Linked DNA regions of Mus musculus: region 1 is linked to region 2. A link is a loop called in an ENCODE intact Hi-C map of the cell type or tissue named here. Cell type or tissue: left cerebral cortex. All regions are shown on one strand.

What was found. Peaks named below come from ENCODE experiments on the same cell type or tissue, not always from the same donor. Only the 100,000 strongest peaks of a DNase experiment are listed, where the experiment ranks them.
Region 1: a loop joins it to region 2, with 4 times the contacts of the local background. A loop is called at or near these places in 18 of 42 quality-filtered maps.

The regions. Positions count from the first base shown.
Region 1 is chr2:104,554,858-104,562,857 of GRCm38, reverse strand. It overlaps Platr14 (pluripotency associated transcript 14), which reads right to left and starts at 3,674. Exons shown (of 4, transcript NR_040322.1): 1 at 3,652-3,674; 2 at 2,883-3,134. It also overlaps the pseudogene Gm13884. In left cerebral cortex, no CTCF peak of the experiment used is centred here; DNase peaks (open chromatin) are centred at 1,285, 2,562, 2,875, 3,795 and 2 more places; H3K27ac peaks cover 280 bases.
Region 2 is chr2:104,492,970-104,500,969 of GRCm38, reverse strand. Hipk3 (homeodomain interacting protein kinase 3) reads left to right here and starts at 6,481. Exons shown (of 16, transcript NM_010434.2): 1 at 6,481-7,022. In left cerebral cortex, CTCF peaks have their summits at 6,326, 6,933 and 7,579; DNase peaks (open chromatin) are centred at 6,045, 6,276, 6,844, 7,525 and 1 more place; H3K4me3 peaks cover 2,245 bases; H3K27ac peaks cover 4,967 bases.

The DNA.
Region 1 (8,000 bases), 62 kb before region 2:
TTGTGAGCCATTCTGTGGGAACTGGGAATTTAACCTAGATCCTCTGTGCAAGCAGCCAGTGCTTGCTGACTGGTGACTAACTCTCCAGCTCCATATATATTCCATATCTCTATCTATCTATCTATCTATCTATCTATCTATCTATCTATCTATCTATGAGGAAGAGCTAACCAGATATAGCTATAATATGGTGAAAGAAGGAAAGAAAGAAAATGTATCATATTGTATGGTATCGTATCATATTGTATTATATGCATATATGTGCCTTTTGGACAATTCTTTTAAATGAGTCACATTCAAAATATAGCACACATTATGCTGGTTCAGGAGTGGGAGCGGAGACAGAAAAATCCCTGGAGCCCTGGCAATACAATACCCTGTCTCAAAAACAAACAATAAGAAAAACTTACAGTATATATAAAAAGAAATATAATCTAAGCAACTGTATTTTCCTCTCCATGACTCATTAAGCCCCAGAGGAAATTTTCTGTAGGTGCCTTGTAACTTTTTGGGTCATCATTTGGGTAGCAAAAAGTCCCCAGAAGACGTGTTTCCAATAATAGTTTCATTTCTGTAGTCACATTGTTCAGTTCAGTGAATAAACCCACATATGAATTGTTACTAGCCTCTAGTTCAGCTTTGCTTCGACCAAAGCTCAGGCCTTTCTCTTATGCTGCCTGCTACCTGCTACCTAAGCAATTCTGGCTCCTTGGAAAAAGTAGAGAGAAGAAAAAGGTCTTATTTGAGTAACAAGCAGGCAGCCCCTGTTGTGGGTACTAAGAGCCTCAAGTTCTTATTCTCTATCTTTTCTTTTTTATTTAAAAAAATTTTTTTAATGTTCACAGATGTTTTGCGTGCATGTGTGACTGTGCACCCCAGAAGCCAAAAGCCAGTATTAGATCTCCTGGAACTGGAGTTAACGCGCATGTACTGGCGACCAAATTCGGATCCTCTGGGAAAGCAGCTAGTGCTCTTAACCACGGAGCCATCTTTCCAGGACCTCTTCCTCCTCCTATGGCTTCTCAGAGATAGCCCAGCTAGGAGCTTCCAGGTGCACGCCCTGTGCTGTGGCCGATGTGCTTCTCCTCAGCAGGCCACTCATGTTCCTAGCCTTCATCTGGTTGCTGTGGTGAATGAATTGCTCTTCTTACGGTGACCAAACACCAAGCATTCTAAGAGGCTTGCTGTGGCTCAGAGCCCTGGAGAGGCCTGGCAGCAGGAGCCTGAGGTAACTGGTCTGCATCTGCAGTCAGCCCACAGAGATGCGTCCTGGTACTTTCCCCTACTGACTCAGCCTATTGGGTGGTACTGCCCACATTCAGGATGTATCTTCCGTCCTTGGTTAAACCCCTTTGGAACGGTTGTCATAGACACAGTAAGTATATATGGTACATGTATACTGGAGCATGTTCTCTCTGCTTCTCCTCCTCCCTCTCCTTTGTTACCCGAGACAGGTTTAGGTTTACTTTAATGTCATATATACATGCATTATTTTAGATATCTACATAAAATCTAGAAACCAGACCATCAAAATGGCTTAGTGATAAAGGCATTTGCTCCAATCCTAATGACCCGAGTCGTGTCATCTGGACCACATGATACAAAGAACTGTCTTGCTCTCTTGCTAGTTGTCCTCTGGCCTCCACATGCTTACTGTGGTACCTGAGCCATGGTAGGCACATCCAAACACACACACACACACACACACACACACACACACACACACGCTAAACGTGTAATTTTAAAAAGCCTGACATTTGTCTGAGACTGGTTTAATTCACTGAATATAATGGACTCCAGTTGCATCCATTTCCATACAGTGACAAAAAGATAAGGCTGAAAAAAATTCCATTGTGTATGTAGACTATCTCAGTCAGGGTTTCTATTCCTGCACAAACATCATGACCAAGAAGGAAGTTGGGGAGGAAAGAATTTACTCAGCTTACACTTCCACATTGCTGTTCATCACCAAAGGAAGTCAGGACTGGAACTCAAGCAGGTCAGGAAGCAGGAGCTGATGCAGAGGCCACGGAGGGATGTTCCTTACTTGCTTGCTTCCCCTGGCTTGCTCAGCTTGCTTTCTTATAGAACCAAAGACTACCAGCCCAGGGATAGCATCACTTCCAAGGGGCCCTCCCACCTTTGATCACTAATTGAGAAAATGCCTTACAGCTGGATCTCATGGAGTCATTTCCTCAAGGGAGGTTCCTTTCTCTGTGATAACTCCAGCTTGTGTCAAGTTGACACACAAAACCATAGACCATTGTGTGTATGTCTATTCCTTTGCTGTTAATGCAGCTGAGGAGAGTTATACAGACTTGTTCAGCCTCTTAAGTATCAGTTGATGCAGATGTGGATTTGCTGTTTCTGCTCAGATGAATGGCAGACAGGTGGTGCTGCAGGTTGATCTACCTGCTGAGCTCAGATTCAGACTATCAAACTCAAGGCCAGTTTCAGTTGGTGGACTCAGTATGTTCTTAGTCATGGAGGACCCAGCTTTCTTTCCCTGTGTGATTCACTGAGTCTAACATCTCACCACCTACACTGTTTGGCTAGTCAACATCTGGTCCTCTTGCTCTCCACAGCTGCCTTCCAGGGTTATCTCTCTTTGTGGATCAGACTACATTCAGGTTCCTGGTTTGTGGTTATTCCCTGCATTCAAGCCCCCATGCTCTCTTGATTTTACACAATAGTTTTTGTCTTGGGATGGCCTCTAACCATTGCTCTCCAAGTCATATCAATTGGCAGCAAAACAGGATTCCTCTCCTTTGCTGACTCATCTGCTGGAGAAACAAACAAAAAACCAAAACAAACCCACAACTGGACTGGAGGCTTGTGAGGCTGTGGGAGGCCCACACATCTTTCTGCCAAGGCTGGCTTACCTTTCAGATGGTGTCCCCCTACACCAGGGGTGTGTGTGTCTCAGAATCTCTGGAGGATGTGATTGGCAGGCTTTCTTCTTTTTGGTCTCTTCAAGCTGGTCTTTTTCTCTAGATTTTCATGTGTCCTGACAGCACCTTTGTGAAATTCTAGAGCTCCTCCTGCCGTTAATCTTCGGAGATTAAGAGAGTATGTTTCTCTTTACTCTGATTCTTCTTCTCTTAGTCACACAGAAGCAGTTTGTAGTCTGAACCCTGAAATTCAGGGAGGAACGGGGAGGGGGGTAGAGGGAGGGGAAACTGTAATCAGGATATATATTTGTTGTGGGAAATATTAAAAAAGAACTGACACGTTCCCATGCTTGTGCCAGCAACTCTCTGCCCCAGTGGTCTGGTCAGGCATTGGTCAACTTGTTTTATCTCATGGAGACTCTGACTCAGAACTCCACAATCTCTCCACCCAGCCCCCTAGGTTCCCACTGGTGGGTCCTTACCAAGCCCACCTGTGCTTCAAATCCCCCACAACCTTTGTGTTGCACATTTAGCACACCCATGCTTTACAGGATACCTTTCTCTCTTGAACCCAGATGAGCCGCCCCCACTGTGTGAAGGGAAAGCCAACACAAACTTAGTTCAGAAACAATGGTAACTCAATCTCTGGGCACAACAACTAAAACCTAATCTTGTAAGCCTTATTAAAATCTGATTCCTCTGGTGGCGAATCCTTACACATCCGCCATGATACCGGGAAACTCTAGCAGCTACATCTTACATATATGCTGTCCCCATTCCAAAAGACCTAAAACTCTCTCCTGCTTCCTCTCTTCCTCTGACCAATCCGGAAGTCCCGCCTACTCACCCAGTGATTGGCTCCTTTATTCTTTAAGGGATTGGTTCACAAGAAGCCACCTGTGCAGATAACTCATTCCTCATTCCAGGCAGTCTCTCCCGGGGGAGCAGAATTAACATAAAATACAGGCAGCACAGAGCCATCCACAACATATGTAATGTGAGAGAAAAAAAAAAAAAGTCTATCTCAATACAAGGAAAATAAATAAGTAAACTCTTTCTTTTGTAAGTTGCCTTGGGCGTGGTAGGTTTTTTGGTTTTTGTTTGTTTGTTTGAAGACTGTTTTTGGTTTAAGCTGAGGGAAAACATCCCAACAGCACAGGGAAAACCCTCAAGGATGACTGAGTCTTCTCTGAAGACAAACCCCCCTCTTCAGGACACTTTAATGTCAAGCCTTTTATAGCCACAAAATCCATTAAGGCTTCTGCATTAGTGACTATTTAATTGCTGATATAAAACACTATGACTAAGGCTACTTACGAAAGAAAGCGTTTGCTTTTATTTATTATTTTATTTTTTACTGAAATCGATTTTGTTTTCTTTTCTTTCCTTTCCTTTCCTTTTCTTTTTTTTTTTTTTTTTTTTTTTTTTTTTTTTTGTGAACCAATAAAGCTTTACTAGGCTTATGTTCAGGAATATGGGTGAGGGGTTTTTCACGGGAGTGGAAATGACTCAGACAGATAGAGAACCAAGGCTGTCACAGTGAGAGAATTCCCAACCACTGGGCTCTCTCTCCAACTCCCTACAGTGAGAGACTTCCTAACCACTGGGCTCTCCTCCAGCTCCCTAGTTTGTTTTTGTCTTTGAGGCAGGGTCTATGTAGCTCTGGTTGGTCTGGAACTTGCCACGTAGAGCAGGCTGTTCTTAAACACATACGTACAGATCTACCTGCCTCTGTGCTAGGACTAAAGGCCTGTGCCATCACACCTGGCCCACTTTGGGTTTTGGAGACAGGGTCCAGTGTGAGCCAGCATCGCTTCCCACACCTTATGTAGCCAAGGATAACCTTGCACTTGTGATCTCCCATCTCTCCCTCCCTAAGCTGGCCTGTCCTAAGCAAGCTAAACGTGTGCATACTCTATCTGGAGTGGATCCACTCCGAACTGTACACCCTAAATACACGTGCAAGGTCATGTGGATGACTACGTAAGCCAACACACAGAGGTAACTGGGATACGGGCACCCGTGGAATGTGCAAGAGGAGCCAAGAACAGGAGCATACTCCATAGGCCCCGCCCTCAAGAGATGCGGCTGGAGGATCAGGAGTTCAAGGACAGCCTCAGCTAAGGATCTAGTTTGAGGCTGGCCTGACTTAGAGAGCCTGTCTGGATAAAAAATGCAGCAGATAAAAAGACCTGAACTAGGAAACATGGCTGAATCTCATTGACAACGGTGAGTGGGCAAAAGAAGGCTCTGCTGGCCTTACTTATCTTAAAGGTCTCATTACTAATTTATCATTAGTGTGTAGGACTGTGTGCTTCCACCCAAATGTGGAGGTCAGAAGACAACTTGCAGGAGTCAGTTCTATCTTTCTACCACGAGGGTCCCGGGAATCAGTCAAATTATCGTGCCCGTTGCCAAGGGATCTTGCCAGCCCTGATGACAATAATGCTAGTTTCTAAAAAGAAAATCTACATTTTTCAGGTCTTTGAATCTGCACCTGTCTCTGAAGTAAGTATCCCATCCAAGGGAGACCCAGGACCAGGGAGGTTGTCACATCCCAAAGTTAAGGACTGGCAGCACTTGAACCTTTTTTCTCTGGGCTGAGCTTAGAAGCCTGGGCAAGCCATGGGGTGACCTTCATCTCTCCACAGGGTAAGAAACTCACTGACCACTCTGTCCTAGGGCTCAGTTTGCCCAACTCTAGGCTGGCTCGAAGGCAGCAATGCTGTCCCAAGCATTGTTGCATCTGGCTGCAACCAGCACTGTGCAGGAAAATACCGCTTAAGTAATGCCAGATGTGGGGCATCGGCCTCTGCTTCTTTCTGGGTTTCAAGGGCACACAAGCCCACAACTGCCATTGGCTCCAAGAGGGTGGCTAAAGAAGGCAGCAGTATCCAGAAACAATGCAGCCAAGTAGGCGGCTTCCTGGGCACTGGGATCCTCTGCGAGATATTCTTCCAGGCCGTCCAGGAGTAGAAGGGATGGAGTTGGTGCTGGGGCTTCATGGGCAGAGGCCAGCAGCTGGAGAAGCTCTTGAATTGAGGATGGGTACTGGAATCGAACCTTCTGGAGCCGCCAATACTCTCGCGCTGTGGGTGTACTGAGCGGCAGGCTCTGAAGGGGCCTTCGCATCACGAAGAGGACAGACCCGCAGCCTTCCCCTGCCGCCTCAAGGGCGGCTGCAAACAGCAGCGACGTCTGCGCAGAGCGCGGAGCGCCGAGCAACAGCAATGGCGGCCAGGCAACGCCATCCTCTCCAGGCCTTGCCGCCCAGCCGGCATCCAGCACCCGCCTCAGCGCCTCCGCCATCGCCATTTGCTCTCGATTTTGTTTTCCTCACATAATATATCCTGATTACTGAAGGCTGGGAGAGATAGTTCAGCAGTAGAGCATGCTGGCTGCTCTTCCAAAGGTCCTGAGTTCAATTCCTAGCACCCACATGGCAGTCACAATCATCTATAACTGGGGTCCTATGAGATCCAATGCCTTCTTTCAATGTACAGATATACATAAGACAAAACACCCAAATCCATAACTGAATAAATCTTGAAAAATTATATATATACGTGTGTGTGTGTTACAGTTTCCCTCCTCTCTACTCCTCCCAATCCCTCTCTACCTACCCTTGCATCTGGATCCTACCCCTTTCTGTCTCTCATTAGAAAACAAGCAGTCTTCTAAGGAATAATATAATAATATAATACGGTAAAAAACAAAACAAAAAACCCTAACACATAAGAATGGGACAAAACAAACAACCAGAAAAAAAGAGCACAAGAGAAAGCAAAAGAGACAGAGCCTTACTGGTTCGCACACTCAGGAAGCCCATAAAACACTAATATGGAAGCCGTAAATAAAATAAAATTATAATAAAATGTAAATAAATAAGGAGACAAAAAATGAAAAAAGAAAAAGAAAAGCCCTGGTAGGACATTATGAGACAAGGAATCTCCGAAGATGCCATTTAGTTAGGGGTTTATTTTTTGGCCATTTACTGCTGGGCATACAGCTTACCTTTAAGAGTAGTTTGCTTCCCCAGTGAGATGCCCTTGGAGGAAACTAAATTTTCATTTGCAAGTGGCTATCAATTGGAGATGACTTCTCAGTTGGGAATGGGCATGTGTCCACTTCTCCTTTCAGCTATGGGACGCCATCTGCTGCAGACCAGTGTAGGCCCTGTGCATGCTGCCTCAGTCTCTGTGAGTTGATATGTGTATGAACTCAGGAGTGATAAATTATTTCTCTGCCTATGAAATGAGCCAGTTCAAGCCATTCAGCTATATTAAATGCTGGTTTGTTGTGAAGCTGCTCTCGGGTGAGTTCACTGCCCTCAAGGACTGACAAAAATTGAGACAGAGGGAGGTGGGGAGGGAGAGCACACAATGTCTGGATTATATAGGGAAGAGCCCTTTAGGGAAAGGGTAGCCCCTGGACTGGAAATTTTAGGGTTAAGAGCAGGGTGTGCCAGGTAGGGACTGAGGGATGCTGGAAGAATCTGGATGGCAGGTCTGCTTTGGTATGTATGATATGCACCTCAGTCCCTGGGGCTGGAAGCCAAACAAGGATTATGAACTACACGATCACATCCACATCGACTTACAGGGTTTTGTTTTCTTGGCATCCTTCATCCCCTCTGGCTCTTACACTCTTTCTGCCTCTTCTTCTGCAGAGTTCCCTGAGCCCTGAAGTGACATACCAGTTTAGGGCTGAGTGTTCTAGGGTCTCTCACTCTCTACATAATCTCTGGCTGTGCGTCTTTGCATTTGTTCCCGTCTACTACAGGAAGAAGCTTTTCTGATGTCCGCTGAGCAGGGCACTTATGAGTGTAGGAGAATGTCACAGGAGTTATTTATTGTTCTTTTTGTAGAACAGTAGAGTTTGCTTTTACCATAGTTCCCTGGGCTATCTATTCTCAGGTTCTCGATCATTCAAACAGTGTCAGGTAAGGGCTCCATCTCAAGAGTGAGCCTTAAGTCAAATCAGATATTGGTTGGTTGCTCCCTTAAGCCTGTGCCACCATTGTACTAGTGTATCTTGCAGACAGAACACCACTGTCAAAGGGTTTGTGGGTGGCTTAGTATTTATACTTCTCCTTTGGTAGCATGCAGA
Region 2 (8,000 bases):
TGTGTGCGGACATGCCACAGCACTCCGTGGAGTCAGAGGAGAACTGTCAGGAGTAGGTTCTCTCCTTTCACCATGGGGAACTCAGGGATCATACTCGGGTCCATCAGGTTTGGCAGCAAGCCCCTTTACTTACTAAACCATCACACTGGCCCCACCTTGTTTCTTTGAGATTAGGTCTCTCACTGAAATGAATTCTTTTGGATGAGGTTTTAGCAGACCACTAGCTTCCACCATCACAAATGGTAAGAATGTCATGAAACCATCTGATACCTATAGCAGTGGTGGCACACACCACATTTATAATAACTCAGAGGCAAAAGCAAGAGAATCACCGCAAGTTCAAGACCAGCCTCATCCACTAGGCCAGCCAGGGCTACACTGAGAGACCCTCTTCCTTCCTTCCTTCCTTCCTTCCTTCCTTCCTTCCTTCCTTTCTTTCTTTCTTTCTTTCTTTCTTTCTTTCTTTCTTTCTTTCTTTCTTTCTTTCTTCCTCTCTCCTCTTCTTTCTTTTTTTCAAAGATTTAATTCATTTGTCTTATGTATAGTAGTACACTGTAGCTGCACTGATGGTTGTGAGCCATTATGTGGTTGCTGGGAATTTGAATTCAGGACCTCTGCTTGCTCAGGTCGACCCTGCTCACTCCAGCCTGAACATTTATTTATTATTATATCTAAGTACACTGTATCTTTCTTCAGACACACCAGAGGAGGGCATCATTTCATTACAGACGGTTGTGAGCCACCATGTGGTTGCTGGGGTTTGAACTCAGGACCTCTGGAAGAGCAGTCAGTGCTCTTAACTGCTGAGCCATCTCTCCAGCCTGAGACCTTGTTTCAAAATGAGAGAAAGAATCCTAAATCTGTATAGCAGAGTCTTCCTGTTTTGCTCTGATCTACTTACCTGCTGTCCCATAATATATTTGTAAATTCATTAATCTATGACTGTCTTTTTGTTTTGTGATTATAAAACTTCATGTAATCAAGTTCTGAGGTAGAACATGTCACCTTTCAGGACAACTCAAGTCTATGTTCCTAGACCTTTGTCACTCTTAGCTCAGAACCAACCAACCAACCAACCAATCAACAAACCCAAAACACCCTTTGAAGTGATCTGTGCTCTGCTTCTTAAGTTCATTTGACTTCTGAGAGTTATAATGCAGGATAAGGTGGGGGTGTAACTCAGTGATAGAGCTCTTGCCTAGTATACACCACGCTCTAGGCTGGAGCCTTATGTACCATGTCCAGCACTACAGAAAGAAGCAAACAAGACTCATGGAAACGAAAGAAAAGCCAGGGTGAGGCAGAGGCAGAAGGATCTCTTCAAGTTTGAGACCATCCTGGTCTACATAGAGTTCTAGGTCAGCTAGGACTACAGAGGGAGAGAGAGAGAGAGAGAGAGAGAGAGAGAGAGAGAGAGAGAGAGAGAGAGCCTTGTCTCAAAAACAAAACAAAACAAAACAAAACAAAACAAAACAAAACAAAACAAAATGGTATAGAAAGACTCCAGGATGTCTGGACAGAGACCAGTAGAGAAGCTGTGGGTATGGACAGGCTTTTCATCTAGATGAGCTGATGCAGGTAGCCAATGGTTTCAATCAAAAGGAAAGGTACATTTGAGCAAAACCTATGTGAAGAACGTGCCCAGGACTCTAAGGATCCACTGCCCATGGAGACATCTTTGCCATATGATACTGCTAGTGTTTTCATTATTTTAGAGGAAGAAACGGGGGTGGGGGGTGGGAAGATGTGTGTTAATTAGAGTTTTAAGAAACTTTTGGCAGAGAGTGATATTAGGCTACATCTTTTTTTTTTTTTTTTTTTTTTCTTAAATAAAGGGGCCAGCAAGATAGTTCATCTGGTGAAGGTGGTTGCTGCTGCTGCTGAGACCTGAGTTCAATCCCTGTATCCCATGTATGGAAGTAGTAAACTGAACCCCACAAGTGCCCTCTGACCTAGCTATAGTACATATTATTGTACCAGGTTGTATATCCAAAATAATAAATACTTCATGGGTAATTTAAGGACTTTTAAAGAATGAATTTTTGTTCTATGGGAATTTCCTTCTTGTAGACTGTAATGCCTAGCCTCCATATTAAAATGAGATTATGTGGCTGGAGGGATGGTCCAGCAGTTAAGAGCATCGCTGCTCTTCCAGAGGACAATTCCCAGCACCTACATGGCAGCTCACCACTGTAACTCCAGCTCCAGGGGATCTGGGACCCTCAAACAGACAGACATCAATGCACATGATATGAAATAACTCATTTAGATGAGATTATGAATGTCCTCTTAATGTGGCACTAATTTTTTTTGCATGCGTCTGTGGTGTGGAAACAGATTGAATGCATATACTGTTTGCATGTGTGTGTGTGCACACGAGAGTAAGTATAGAGAAGCTGATATTGGGTGTCTTTTTCAACTGCTCTCTCTCACAGTTGAAACTGGGTCTCTCCCTTAAACTCCAAGCTCTCTGATTCTGGCAACAAGCTCTTTACCCTTTGAGCCATCTTGCCTGTCTTGTTTGCTTTCTTATCTTTTTAATGAAAAGAAATGTTTTTGAAAGAGAAGCAGAACGTTGGGCTGTAAAGAGTTAACTACTTGGTGAGCTTTTCAGTTATTCAAATATGGGCTGGAGCAAGCTAGCTTCTAGATGGGGTTTTCTACCCCAGCTGCCTCTCCCTGAGGCCCAGATATACAAAGTTGATCTCCAGGAAGAAGGTAGATTATTTGCACTAGGAAGTCGGGACCTCATGCCGGGAGGAGAAATAAAGCCCCCAGATAAACTTTTCCTCCTTGGTGTGTAGTTAGGGAGCTTGCTGGTTTTCTTGGCACACCTTGTTCCCCCCTCCCGTCCCACATGGTGGGGAGAAAAAAAGGACCGGAAAGAATACCTAGGAGCTGAAGGGGAGAAAATAACAACCAGCAAACTCCTCAAAGCCTAACTTCCTTGAGGAAGATAGCTGTGTGTGGGTTGGTGACTCAGGCTGTGACAGAGTTCCAAGGTTTTTCTGGAAACTGCAGTGCTTTGAATAGAAGCATTAGCATGGTGAGCTACGGCTGTTCGAGGCCATTTCTTGAAGCTGACACCTGTGTGCAGTTCAGTAGAGGTGGATACAAGGGCAGTGGATGGACTGGCTCCCTCTGGACAGAGTACCATCAGAGGTGGAGGCAGACCTTAGAGAAAGACCAAAGTCTGTGACTGCTTTGCAGGCTGGGTTTGTGAACAGCTTCTTTCTGCTTACATAGAAAAATCTATTCTTTCATTTTATAAATATTTATTGCGTTTCTATTCTAGACTGTGGGGGATCAAACAACTGACAAATGACAAAAAAAATGTTCCTTTTGGAAGAAGACAGAAAATGTACATGAGTGTATCTAAAATGGCTGGCCCTTGGGAGAGACGGAAAGATACTAAGCTATGCTGGGCCTGGTGCAGGTCTGTGATTACAGCCACTGCGATCACACTAGTTACAGGCTGCTGAGAAAGGAAGCTACAAGTTCAAGGCCTGCCTAATTTATGGAGAGAGCTCAAGGTCAGCCTGGGCAGGTTAGTAAGACCCTGTCAGAAAATAAAACATAGAAGAGGGACTGGGATATTGCTCAGTGGTAGAGTGGTGCTTTGCACTAGGTTCAGTCTCTGGGGCTGGGGGAAAGAAAAATCAAGAGTGGTGTGAAAAAGTTGAGGCCAGCCTGGTCTACAAAGTGAGTCCCAGGACAGCCAAGGCTATACTGAAAAACCCTGTCTCTCAAAAAACCAGAAAAAGAAGTGAGGGAGAACTTGGAGGGAACCTTGGAACCCGAGGAAGGGCCGACTGGAAGGACAGGACTTGGGAGATAGCGAGTTTCCAGTACTCCAATCCAGGGTAGGGTCTGGCAGCACTGGTTTAGGCCAATGTGATTTTGGCTTTTCACTCTCATAGAGATGGCTGCTATTGGAAGAAAAATTAGAATAAGGAGAAAGAAAAACAAATGGATTCCACGGAGTATTCTTTCATCCAAAGATTGTAGTGACTTCTTTGATTGCACTTTTACCTTCCCAAATAAACCCTTCTTCACTGGCTTCCTTTGCCGTGGAGTGAAGTTCTGAGCCTACCCTGCTCAATGGCTTTCTGCCTTGTCCATTGACAGTTCTCAATGAGCTCTCCTGAGTGAGCCTGGGCCTCACTAACTGGAGGAGGCAGGCTAGCCAAAGGCCTTCTTCCCATCACTGGACTTACTGGAGTTAACTTTTTGTGTGCTGACTTTAAACCCTTAATTTTAGGACTCCCTGGACCTGGAAAACTTTTTTGAGACAGGGCTCAGGTGGGCTTTGAACTCACCGTGTAGCCCAGACTGTTTTGAACTAGAGGTTTTCTTGCTTCAGGCTCCTGAGTCACAGGCCTGTGTCTCTCTGTCAGAAGTAGCCTGTATTTAAACATATTTGAAACTACGAGAGGATGATTAGTCTTTCCTCACTCCGGGAGGAAGTCAGTCTGTATTCTGAGATGGCTTGGCACTCACTATGAAGCCCATGGTCCTGGACTCTGCAAGATCGTCCTAGCTCAGGCTCTGGAGTACTAGGGACCAGGAGTGAGCCACTACACCCCATTTAGAACCATCCTTCTAAAAATATGAACTTAACAACCAAAGGCCACTTCATGGTTTTGAAAGACCATCTGTATGTTCCAGCTCAGAACGGATTTGGGGGGGGAAGAGACGAAGTGGATTAGGTTAGGACACAATAGGTTCCCTAAGGAGGGGGTCTATTTATCTAGCAAGCTTTACTGGGAAGGTTTAAGTTAGGTACTATATTTAGTCACTGGCAAGGCAAGGGTTAAAAGAAAGGTGACAGAAATCCTTCCTGGAATTCATAGGAAGGGGGTGGGGTGGAGTGAACTACTCAGCAGAAGGGGGGTGGGGAGCTCACTTCCAGCCTCTTCATAAATGTAGCAAAATGAGGAAAGTCTTCCATTAGGAGGCTAGAGATATGCTTGCAAAAGATATGCTTGCTTGTGAAAAGTAAATTCTAATGGAGAGAGTTCTCTATTAGTGTAGATTTCTATCTCTCTCTCTCTCTCTCTTTTTTTTAGCAATAATTTGTGTTTGGTTTTCAGATTATTGCCTTAAAAGAAATCCAATGTAAATGCTAAAGAATAAAGAATGGCTCCGACATTGCCCTCCTTTTGGATGTAGAGGGTAATCTCGAGCCTCTTCCGGTTCTGTCCATCTACCCGGCGCTGGCAATAGAGACTTGCATCACTGTGGCCATCTCATGCATACACCTTTTCTAAAAATCAGTCATTAGCTTTTCTACTTTAGTCTTCACTGTACTCCTATCTTGAAGAAAACACTGGTCACTGGAAAAAGGATTATCAGTGGCCTCGAGGGGATACCCTTTCCCCCTTTAAAGACATTCTACACAGTCCTAGTTTGAAAGGCAATAGGTAAAGGACTAGTATCTACCCAGCGAGTTGACCCTCCCTTTAGCCCCAGCTGCTGCAATGGAGAATATGTGTGGAGAAATAACATCGGCAAGCTCAGTCCTTCTAGTAAAGGAAGAAAGCAAAGGACATCTCCATTATAGAGACAGAGGTGCTTGCGTTGCGGAAACGTTAAATATTAGTTTAGAACCCAGACGAAACAGGTGGCAAAATAGGTTTACTGAATGATGGGTTGCTTCGAAGATAGATGCTTTCTGGAGAGATAGATGGAGGGGAGAGGGGTGGAGACTAAAGCTTTGCTCTTTAACCTTGCTCACGTCATCGAAACTTGTCTAAACCCTTGTCTTAGCATAAGAGTTTGGACTATGCATCAGTAAGATTCTTTCATCTCAAATTCCATGGTTCTATGGTTACGTGGGTGGAAATGGACCATTCTGTCGATTTCCTAGTTTCCAGGAGCGAAGAAACTAGCTTGGGTGTGGAACTAACTCGATGGAGAATTATCAACGTAGAGGTGGGCAGCTTCTCAACCACTGTGGTGGTGCACTTGGAAAACTTCCAAGAGAGTCCGTCCCTCATTCTTTGACGTGGTGTGACAAGTCTCCTGCTGTTTTGGAATGGGGGAGCGAGAAGGACCTATTTTAGGCTTAGATTATTCATTCTCTTTCTGCGTTTTTAGACTCCTAAGATGCCAAGAAACAGATTCTAAAGGGGTGGGAAGAGAATTAGGATGGGGTAACCTGGAAAGGCCTGTGGAATCCTGCTTCCGCATCTGAACCCCTTTGGGTATTAGGATTGTCCCTTAAATGTGTATTTTTGGGCCCGGAGTCAGGTTCAGAACTGCAGAGGAGGGCTGACGGAAGCCGTTCCTCTTGGAGGGGATGGCGTGAGAGCTCAGGGTTGGATCCGCGCGGGCCGCCTGGCGGGCTGCGAGCGTCAAGGGCGCGGCTGCAGGCGGACCCTGGGGAGGGGCTTCGCGGAGGCGCCGCGGCCCTACCCGAGCGGGGCCGCCCGGGCTCGGCGCTCAGAGCGGCCGAGCGGGCGGTGGCGCTGCGGAGGCGGCGGCCGAGGCCGGCGGGCGCGCGGAGGAGGGGCCCGATATCGGGGCGGCCTGCCGCAGCTGCCCGGGTGACGACTGCCGGCAGCGCGGCGCCCCGAGGAGTCCGAGCCGCAGGCCCCGGGCGACGCGGCCTCGCAAGCAGCCCTCGTCCTCGTCTCAACTCCGGGGAAATGGGCCCTCAGCACCGCGGGCCCTGCATCCCTTGTTGCCCGTAGGCCCCGGTGGCCCGCCGGCTTGTCACTGCCCCTCTCCCCAGTCGAGCGGTCCCCACCCCAGGTCCCCGGGAAGGAAGATGAGGGAGACGGGCCCGGCGATCGGCAGCCAGAGAAGCAGCAGCAGCGGTCGGGGGAGGGTGTTTCGCCGTTTCCTCTCAGCCGCCAGGACAAGATGGCAGCGGCCGCCGAGAGGGGCTGAGCCCCGGCTGGGTGGCGCCGCCTGCTGAAGCGCTTGGCTCCGGGTCCCCGCACGGCCCCCGCGACCCACCCCGGACATGCTCAGGGCTGCGGCCGCCCGAAGCGGGGAGAGCGCGGGCCTCTAGGAAGGTAAGGAAGCCAGGCAAGGGCGGGTAGCTCGGCGCCGTCGCGGGGCCTCGGGGGCCGGGGGAACCCTCGGAGCGACGGCTCTCCGTTCCCGCCCGGTTGTCCAGTGCGGCCGGCCCGGGCGGTTCCCGAAGGCCGGCGCCAAGCCAGGCCCGAGGAGGCCGTACGCGGGGACTGCGCGTGCTTTCCGCGCGCGCTTGGCGCAGCCTCCGGGAAGCCGCCCTGGCCGCGCCGGGCTGTCCGGGCCTTCCCCCAAGCCTAGGTTGCGCAACGGCTCTTCCCAGCAACCGAAGTTTTGTTTGGTCCCACGGGGGCCCCCCGTTTCGGCTCGGCGGCTCTAGGCCGTCACTACGGAGACCTCGTTCCTTTCATTGATGGGAGCGAAGACCAACGTGCACGCACGCCGCCGCCGGAGCGCCCAGCCCCGTGGCTGCGCCGCGGAGGCTTGGTGGCCCTGTCACCGGCGTCGCGGGGCGGCGGGTTTGGAGGGTGTCAACTCTGGAGACGTGCGTGCGTGTGATTGTTGGGGAGGAGAAATGTGATCCGAGGCTTCGCGTCCCCAGCGGCGGCGGGAGGAAGGCGTGGCGGCCGCGCGGCGGGGCTGTTGCCGGCTTCTCTCGTTACGGCGGCGGCGGCCCTCTTCCCTTCGCGCTGTGGGGAGACCAGCGGAAAGGACTCGGGACCAGAATGTCTGTTTTCCTGTCTGGGGGGAGACGGCTGTTGTAAAATGGTATGTGGATCTTGGGGGAAGCCTGTTGTTTCCCAGTCTTATCTGTGCTGGAGGAATTGCGCTGAAGGGTGTGTGCGTAAATTACCTTGGACCTGTTACAGAGTAGTCACAACATGTTCGGTCCTTGAACCGTGTTTTCACAACCTCTGGCTGGCCTGCTGCTGGCGAATTTGTTTTTCCACCTGTCAGTTCGCAGCTTATAAGGAGCTTCTATTAGCAGCAGCAGCAGCCGGTCCCCCCCCCCCCTCCCC